Linked DNA regions of Mus musculus: region 1 is linked to region 2. The links are chromatin contacts, found by Hi-C or POLR2A ChIA-PET in ENCODE. All regions are on one chromosome and are shown on one strand. Each heading gives the region's core, a stretch centred on a gene start or an enhancer-like site at or near the end of the contact. The rest is flanking DNA. Distances are from core to core; before and after follow the strand shown. Region 1 has its middle 20 kb from the start of Gm40709. Region 2 holds the start of Pwp2 (PWP2 periodic tryptophan protein homolog (yeast)).

Region 1 (4,086 bases), core at 1,340-3,839, 190 kb after region 2:
AGTTCAATTCCCAGCAACCACATGGTGGCTGACAACCATCTGTAATGGGATCTGATGCACTCTTCTGGTGTGTGTCTGAAGATAGTTACAGTGTACTCATATAAATAATATTTGTGAAAAACAACAACAACAAAAAAAAAACTTCAAGGGGCTGTAGAGGTGGCTCAGTGGTTAAGAGCACTGACTGCTCTTCTGGCGGTCCTGAGTTCAAATCCCAGCAACCACATGATGGCTCACAACTACTTGTAATGAGATCTGATGCCCTCCTCTGGTGTGTCTGAAGACAGGTACAGTGTACTTACATATAATAAATAAATAAATCTTTGGGCTGTATCGAGCAGGGCCGGAGCAAGAAAAAAGGAAAAAACAAACAAACAAACAAACAAACTTTAAATTTATAAAGAGTTCATCCTGGTCTCCTCTTAAGTGAGAACAGCCCAGCTACAACAACAGGTTCTTGTTAAGAAGAAAAGCAAGGAGCCCCGCCAAATGGGTCAGGAGGGTTCACTCAAAATCTCTCACAGTCTACCACATTCCAGTCTCAGTCAACATAAAACCTCGTGACTGCAGACCCAGTGCCTACAACAAAGGAGTCCTGGAGCCATGGCAGGGGCCAGAAGGCTACCTACCTCCTGGGAACCCAGACAGACCCTAGGAGGACAGTCACCTGGAAGTGTCACCCGAGAGCCAGCTCCAATCAAGAGCTTCTTTTTGTGTTTGTTTGTTTTGTGTTGGTTTTGTTTTGTTTTGTTTTTTCAAGACGGTGTTTCTCTGTATAGCCCTGGCTGTTCTGGAACTCACTCTGAAATCTGCCTGCCACTGCCTCCTGTCCCCAGTGCTGGGATTAAAGGCGTGCGCCATCACGCCCGGCTCAATCAAGAGCTTCTTGCAGAATCAAGGATGTTGTAAGACTTGAGTTCTGCTGTAATCATCAAAGGGACCGATCTCAGAGGGACATGGGAAGCAACAGACCTAGCAGGTGCTTGAAGCCAGGGCCCTCAGGGTCTATCCACTCCTGCCAACAACAGTGTGTGGGTGTGGGATGTGGGGCTGGTCACTAGGTAACTGGGGCAGATCTTGGGGCAGATAAACACTCCTCTCAGCGTGATCAAGATAAGACTAATCACCACCTGAGAGCATTCTCACAAAGTCTGGCACTTGCTCTCCCCCCAGAGTGAGTCAAGTCCTGAGAGAATGTATATTTTGGCATGGGAACAATCATGTGGAGGATTCAAGACCTTAGACCCAGGACAATTGGCAAAGTCATTACCCAAATGGCCCAGGCTCGAGAGAAATGTCAAAGCTATTCTCAGGTCTATGTGTTTATAGACACTCGATCAGTGTGTGCAAAGGCTAGCAACTGTGGCCTCCTCCTTTATAACCTGAGACAGCCTGGTCTACAGAGACCTCCTACGGAGACTAGCTAACACCTCCCCCTGCGCTATGCCTAACAAGCACGCTGAAGTTCTGGGATGTGGCAGCAGTGTTAGCATCTGAGAACCCCACCTGATGCCAGCTTCACTGTACATGTGTCTGTATGTCTGTCTTTTCTTCATCCGACGCTGCCCCAGTCCAGGACCCAAGCTGTGTAGGGTGTAGCACATCCTGCTCCCCACCATGTGCTGGCACCAGCCGTATTGTTATGCGGCTGGGGAGCCTTGTTAGGCACTCACTGACCATGCTACATGGAGTTTGAAACAGCCAAAGTCGTAAGCCAAATAACCTCTTTTCTTTCTGAATGACCCAGCATGATGACTGGGTTCAGAGGTTCAGTCCATTATCATCAAGGCGGGAGCATGGCAGCGTCCAGGCAGACATGGTGCAGGAGGACCTGAAGGTTCTAGCTTCCACGTGGTTAGGAGGAATCCCCATAGTGACACACTTCCTCCATCATGGCCACACCCACTCCAGCGAGTCCACACCCACTCCAGCAAGGCCACACCTCCAAATAACCATGCATATTCAAACTGTCACACAGCAACAGAAAAATATCTACTACACCCCAGCACCGGGTACTTTCTCCTAAGGATACGCGTACCACACAGAGACCCGCAATACCGATCGATCTTCCAGTGATGAAGCATCAGGCGGCTCCCACCTTGAGCAGTTAAACAGACCCCGAAGGAACATGAGTGTGCAGATGTCTCCAGTTCAGCGCTCTTTGCTGTCCCTTCCACTGTAGTCGCAGGCGTGCAACTGCTCGGGTAAGTCTGTCTGCGGTGGCTTATTTTGAGGAACTGCCACACTTTCCCACGCTGGGTGTGATTCAAGTTTTTAGTAACGTTTTTGCAAACCATCTTTAAAAAGGAAAAGGCAGCACGGACAGCAGGGACAGTCGTTTGACGGGCAGCGTTTGGAAGGGTTGGTCCTTTCTGACCCCGCAGATAGATGTGACTAGTAGCTTCCCCAATGTCTTGGGACTCCCACTCTTGGCATTGACAGGAGGATTCAACCATGCACAGCCCTGCCCATAGGAGGGAGCCTGTTCCTATCCCCCCAACCTCACTCCCTAGCTCCGTTGTCTACACTCCCTGTAGCGCCAGAGCTAAGTAGGAAAAGCTCCAGCCGTGTTTTAGCAGTGGTTTGGGTAGAAATCAAAGTATTCATGTTTTAGAAGCTGAGCCTCCAGTGTAGACATCAGTAAAGGGGGTGGATCCTTTAAGAGGGGGAGACCTGGAGAGAGGCCATAGGATCCTAGAGATGTATCCCAGAAAGCATCCATGCAGTTCTCAGTTCTCAGAGATAGCTCTGTGGTTCTAGAGGAGCAAATCCACTCTTCCTTCCTTAGGAGCTGTCTACCATGCAATGATGCAGCCACTACCGGTGGGCAAATAAAACTGTTCTCTGTCCTACCCAGTGCCAGGCATCCTAATAACAGCAACACAAAATGAATACAGCAGTCGGTGATCTTCTCATGAGCTGTAACTGTCAGCACCCAGGGACAGGCTGTGCTATCTACATTCATGGCTTCAGGCTCCCCGGTGTCATCTGCCTCTTTGTCTGGGCAGCTTCCTTTCAGCAGGTGACAGCTCCAGTCTGTTCATGAGCTGTTGGGCCCTTCTGTCAATCTACACTGACCCTCCAACTCTGACCCTACCACGCAGTTTTCAAACACCCCTACCCCCGGCTCAGAAGACAGCTCTACCTCCACATCCCTCTCCCCACAGATTTTCCAGCATCTACACACCAGCCTCTCATTCACCACTGTGGTCCCAGCCCTCTCAGAGAAGGGCAGAGGCACAAGTAGTTATGGAGATGGTGCTGAGCCCAAGGGCTACCAACAGTGCAGGCCAAGTGACCACTGAGCCCAGCAAGAAGGGACAGACAGTTGGTTTTGCAGTAGGCACCAGGCAGACATGGTTCCATTTACAAAGCCCACCTGGTCCAGGAGCCGCACCTCTCCTTAGTGTCCTCATCTTTAATGTGGGGCCACACCACTGTCTACCGCGTCAAATAAAGTTGTGTGCTTTGAAAGTCCACAGGAGCAAAGAGTGCAAGCCACCTCCAGGGCAGAGGAGGGGTGCCTGATGGACATCTGGTATGGCGCTCTTGCTGCCTCTCCGCAAGCCATTGACCACCGCCATTCTCTGCAGAGATGTCCTAGGGCAAAGCAACACTAGGACTGGCTGATTCCCTGGACAAGTTCTGGGAGAGTGTGGGCAACTCAGTAGGGATGGGGCTATGGCAACCATCGGCCAGGCTGACCCTAGAACTGATGTCCTGTCATGAATCAGTTAATAAACAGGCTTAAAAATAAAGTTAAAAATGAGAGGGCTAGAGCCAGGCAGTGGTGGCACACACCTTTAATCCCAGCACTTGGGAGGCAGAGGCAGGCAGATTTCTGAGTTCGAGGCCAGCCTGGTCTACAGAGTGAGTTCCAGGATAGCTGAGGCTATACAGAGAAACCCTATCTCAAAAAAACAAAACGAGAGAGAGAGAGGGGGGGGGGCTAAAGCCCAGGGAAAGGTGTGGAGTGTCAGGTGTAAAGGAGGGCATGGCGGGTTCAAAGCACCATGGGTGGCAACTGAGGTTGCTATCTGTGGTGGTTTGAATATGCTTGGCCCAGGGAGTGGCAGTGTTAGGAGG
Region 2 (3,796 bases), core at 375-2,874:
ACTGAAGCTAATGGGAGCACAGTGGCCAGAAGAACTGGAGGGTCTTGCCCAGGCTAGAGGGGATCAGCCTACAGACGTTCAGACAGTCAAGTGCTGAGTCATTCCTAGTCAGAAAAGGAGCCACAGCACATTTGTTGGGACAAGCAAAGCTAAGCCTAATCTCAGCAGGGAAGGTGGGAACCATCAGGGCTGTTGAGCAAGGACCCAAGACAGCCTGAACTCTCCAAACCACCTGTCCTGGGGCCCTTAGAGCCGCCCCTCCCCCCACAGTAAGTGCTCACCTTTTGAGATAACCTTCCTATCTGCCACCACCCCTACTTGCTAGCCAACAGCCAAAAGGCACATGACTTTTCCTTTCCCTTTAAGAGTAATGCTGGTGTTCTAGATACTAGAATGAAAAACGAGGACCTCAGCAGGCAACTCTACCATGACCTGTGTCCTCCTAAATCCAGTAGTCCTGCAAGCCACAAAGAGGATGGCTAGCCTTCACACGGAGGATAACGTCCCTGCTAACATTGTCTCCCCATACTTACTTCTTAAGGTCAAACACAGTGACTCTATTTCCCACGGGGCTGATAACAGAATTTCCATCATGTGTGAAATTTAAGTTTCCACACCGATAAACCGTACCCAACAAATTCGAGAACTGCAAAGGAAATGAATCAGTTTTAACACAGAGAACACAGCGTCAGCTCTCTGAAATGGTGATGAGAGGCATCTGGGCATAGGTAGTAAAGTACCTGACCATAGGTGTGTCCTGCCCCTGGGCAGAGGAGGAACCCAACTTAATTCTCAGGAGCCCAGGGTTCCCTTGAATGGTACTATACTCCCAAGACAGGAAGCATTTGCCAGGCACAGAAGGGCACAGGATCTCCATTCTAAGAGAAGCTGCTTCAGTGAACAGGGCTGCAGGAGATGCTCACCACGCCCACCGTGCTAAGTATCAGTGCCCCGGTGTATCCATTCAGTTATCAAAGGCAAGCATCTCCATCCAGCAGACACAGCTGGGTGTAGAGACCCGAGCCTTGTGTTCTATGTCCACATAGAAACGGCACATAGGCAATTGGACAGATGTCCAAACACTGCAAAGCCCAGCAGAGCAGTAGGGTAGTTGCTTACTGGGATTGCCTGGGCTAACTAAGGCAGGAGTCGATCTGGGGTGTAGGTGGGCAGCTATGCAACGAGATAACACCAGGCAGAGCTAGGCTCCTAAGAGGTATGATCAGCAGAGGAGCGCTGTCGAGACTGCTCCAAGAACTGGCGGCCCTGTAGAGAGCTGGGTGTTGCTTGAAGTTTGTTGTTAAGAGCCTTTCAGCAGCTATTGCTGTGTTGTCTGGCAAGAGGAGTTTGGACAGGGCTGGGTACAGCCCGAGACCTGTTGGGTAGGAGCCCGGAGCTCCTGGTATAAACCAGGAGCAATAGATTGCGATGGGTCGACCCACTAGTGCTTCCCACAGGCAGCCGAGATGACAACGACCTCGGTCTCTCCCGCGTCCTCGGAACCTTCCATCGCCCTCCCGTTGCCCCTGCCCGGCCCGCCGCTCACCCGGTAAGCGAATTTCATCCTGGAACCACACGTGGGGTACCGTACTGCAACCACTTCCGGAATACAAACAATCTCCGGCGCTTAAAACGCGCACTTCCGGGGCGGAGCCGCAACCCTAGTGTCCTGGGAAGCCCCGCCCGTCCCTCCCTCACCCCCACTCCCGCCACCACCCTGCCTCTACGCAGGCGCTGCGTAGCGGTGAACTAGCTGAGACCGCTAGGACGGTGGAGAATGGAGCTAAGTTCTAGGTCTCCATGCAGAGCCCAGTCCGGAGCTGAGAAAGCGAGCAAATCGTCACACACTCGCCTGTAACCGTGCAAAACAAAAACAAAAACCCAAGTTCAAACGGAGTTTCTTCTTAAAACGTGTATTTTTAGAATTTTAATGCTTACACTTTAAACGATCTTAGTACAGCGGCCTTACTCTGACATTATGTTACAGAACACTGTGAAAATGGAACCAACGCCTGCAGTGTCAAGGTGCGGCCGTCACCTTTCCTAGACCCCATCCCAGAGAACAAGAGCTGCCAACTCTCTTACAGAGAAAGGTGTCTTCATGAGAAATAACAGAACTACCAACATTTTAGATCTCCCCTTTGTTTTATTCTTAATATATATAATTAGAAAACCGTAGAGAACTCAGAAATATGAAACTCAGGGGGTGGGCGGTGAACTCAAGAGCCAGACTCCACTCTAAAGGACTACACACGGATGCGGGAGGCTAGCAGTGCCGGGTGGAAGCTTTTCTGCCAGGATCAAGTCTCAAAGACCTCCCCACACATGGACTTGACATCTGCAGGCCAACTGTCAAAGGTTTACCGAAAACAGAGTTCAGAGGGCTGTAGACATTCAGTAAGTACCAAGTTCTAATTTGCATACCCAGCTCCCCAAGTTTATTAGTTTTAAACTGCACATAAAATAGGTTTTCAGAGGGTTTTAAATAAATGTTTGTTTTTTTTTTGTTTTTTTTTTTTTTAAGGTTTATGTGAGTACACTGCCACTGTCTTCAGACACACTAGAAGAGGGCATCAGATCCCATTACATATGGTTATGAGCCACCATGTGGTTGCTGGGATTTGAACTCAGGACCTCTGGTAGAGCAGCCAATGCTCTTAACCACTGAGCCATCTCTCCAGCCCCAGTGTTTATTTTCTTTAAGCATTCCTCCAATTCCTGCAAATGAAAACCACTTGGTGGTGGTGTGTTGTGGGCGTCGTACTATCCTTTATTTACTGGCTGAGTTAAAAGCAAATACCCTGGGGCTGGAGAGATGGCTTAGCAGTTAAGAGCACTGAGTACTCTTCTGAAGGTCCTGAGTTCAAATCCCAGCAACCACATGGTGGCTCACAACCATCCGTAATGGGATCTGATGCCCTCTTCTGGAGTGTCTGAAGACAGCGACAGTGTACTTACATATAATAAATAAACAAATCTTAAAAAAAAAAAAAAGCAAATACACTGAATACTGAAAGTGTTGGCTTGGTTCTCCTGGTTCTCTCTGTGCCCCTGACTCTGGGCCCAAACATGGTCCCCAGGGGGCAGCGACTCCTGAAGAGGGCTCCCTCCTCTCCCAGCTTTCTACCTCAGGTCCCACTCACAGACACCACGCCAATAAGCCCAGAGCACTCTATCTCCTATATACAAAAATACATCACTTTGGAGGACTGAGAACGTTTAATACATACAGCATCTATTTACAATCTATGACTTCCACACCAGTAAAAACAAACACACATTTATTTTGTCCTTGATTTTTGGTGCAACTTATACACAAACATTACATCAGTTAGTCTGTACTCTTAAAAATAATAAATCAACAATATGTACAATCAAATTTACAACCAAAAGTAAATGAACCCGTTGGTGCGGTATGACTGCAACCCAGTGGCCCAGCTGAGGTCCTCCAGGCCCTGAGTCCTTTACGACTGATCAGAGCACAAGAGAGGCCCCTCTCATCTTCACTCCAGATGGAGCATCTTCAGTTCCAAGACTTAAGGTGCAAAAGATGTCGATTATACAGCTACAATACATGAGCAGACTTTAAAGTGAGAGAAAACATTTTACCCCCACATCCAACAATTATAATAAATATAGATTTAATTCCAAGTGCATATGTTATTCAATCAACATTAGGGGAGTCGGGGATCCAGAACTTTTAGCCTAAGCCATCTCCACACCACACTTCCCTCCTCTCTGGTCTTCTCTGCAGTACCTTTCACGTGGCTTCTACAGATGGATCTTGTGATCTGCT

The links. A loop is a pair of places that touch in the nucleus more often than their neighbours do. ChIA-PET counts read pairs that join two places held with the same protein, here RNA polymerase II (POLR2A).
Region 1: a loop to region 2 is called in a map of CH12.LX, with 2.3 times the contacts of the local background. The contact joins the enhancer-like site here to the promoter of Pwp2 in region 2. A Hi-C loop is called at or near these places in 1 of 37 maps with a recorded cell type or tissue (CH12.LX). POLR2A ChIA-PET finds 5 or more read pairs at or near these places in 1 of 5 experiments (embryonic stem cell).

Annotation. Positions count from the first base shown.
Region 1 is chr10:78,370,937-78,375,022 of GRCm38, forward strand. No RefSeq gene overlaps it. Among named protein-coding and RNA genes, the nearest start is that of Gm40709, 20 kb to the left of the region's middle. Within about 2 kb of position 2,590, at least 1 of the 3 ENCODE cell types and tissues checked has a DNase peak (open chromatin) inside an H3K27ac peak, as active enhancers do.
Region 2 is chr10:78,183,525-78,187,320 of GRCm38, forward strand. It overlaps Pwp2 (PWP2 periodic tryptophan protein homolog (yeast)), which reads right to left and starts at 1,625. Exons shown (of 21, transcript NM_029546.2): 1 at 1,547-1,625; 2 at 534-646. The coding sequence starts at 1,564. It overlaps Trappc10 (trafficking protein particle complex 10), which reads right to left. Exons shown (of 23, transcript NM_001081055.2): 23 at 1,898-3,796.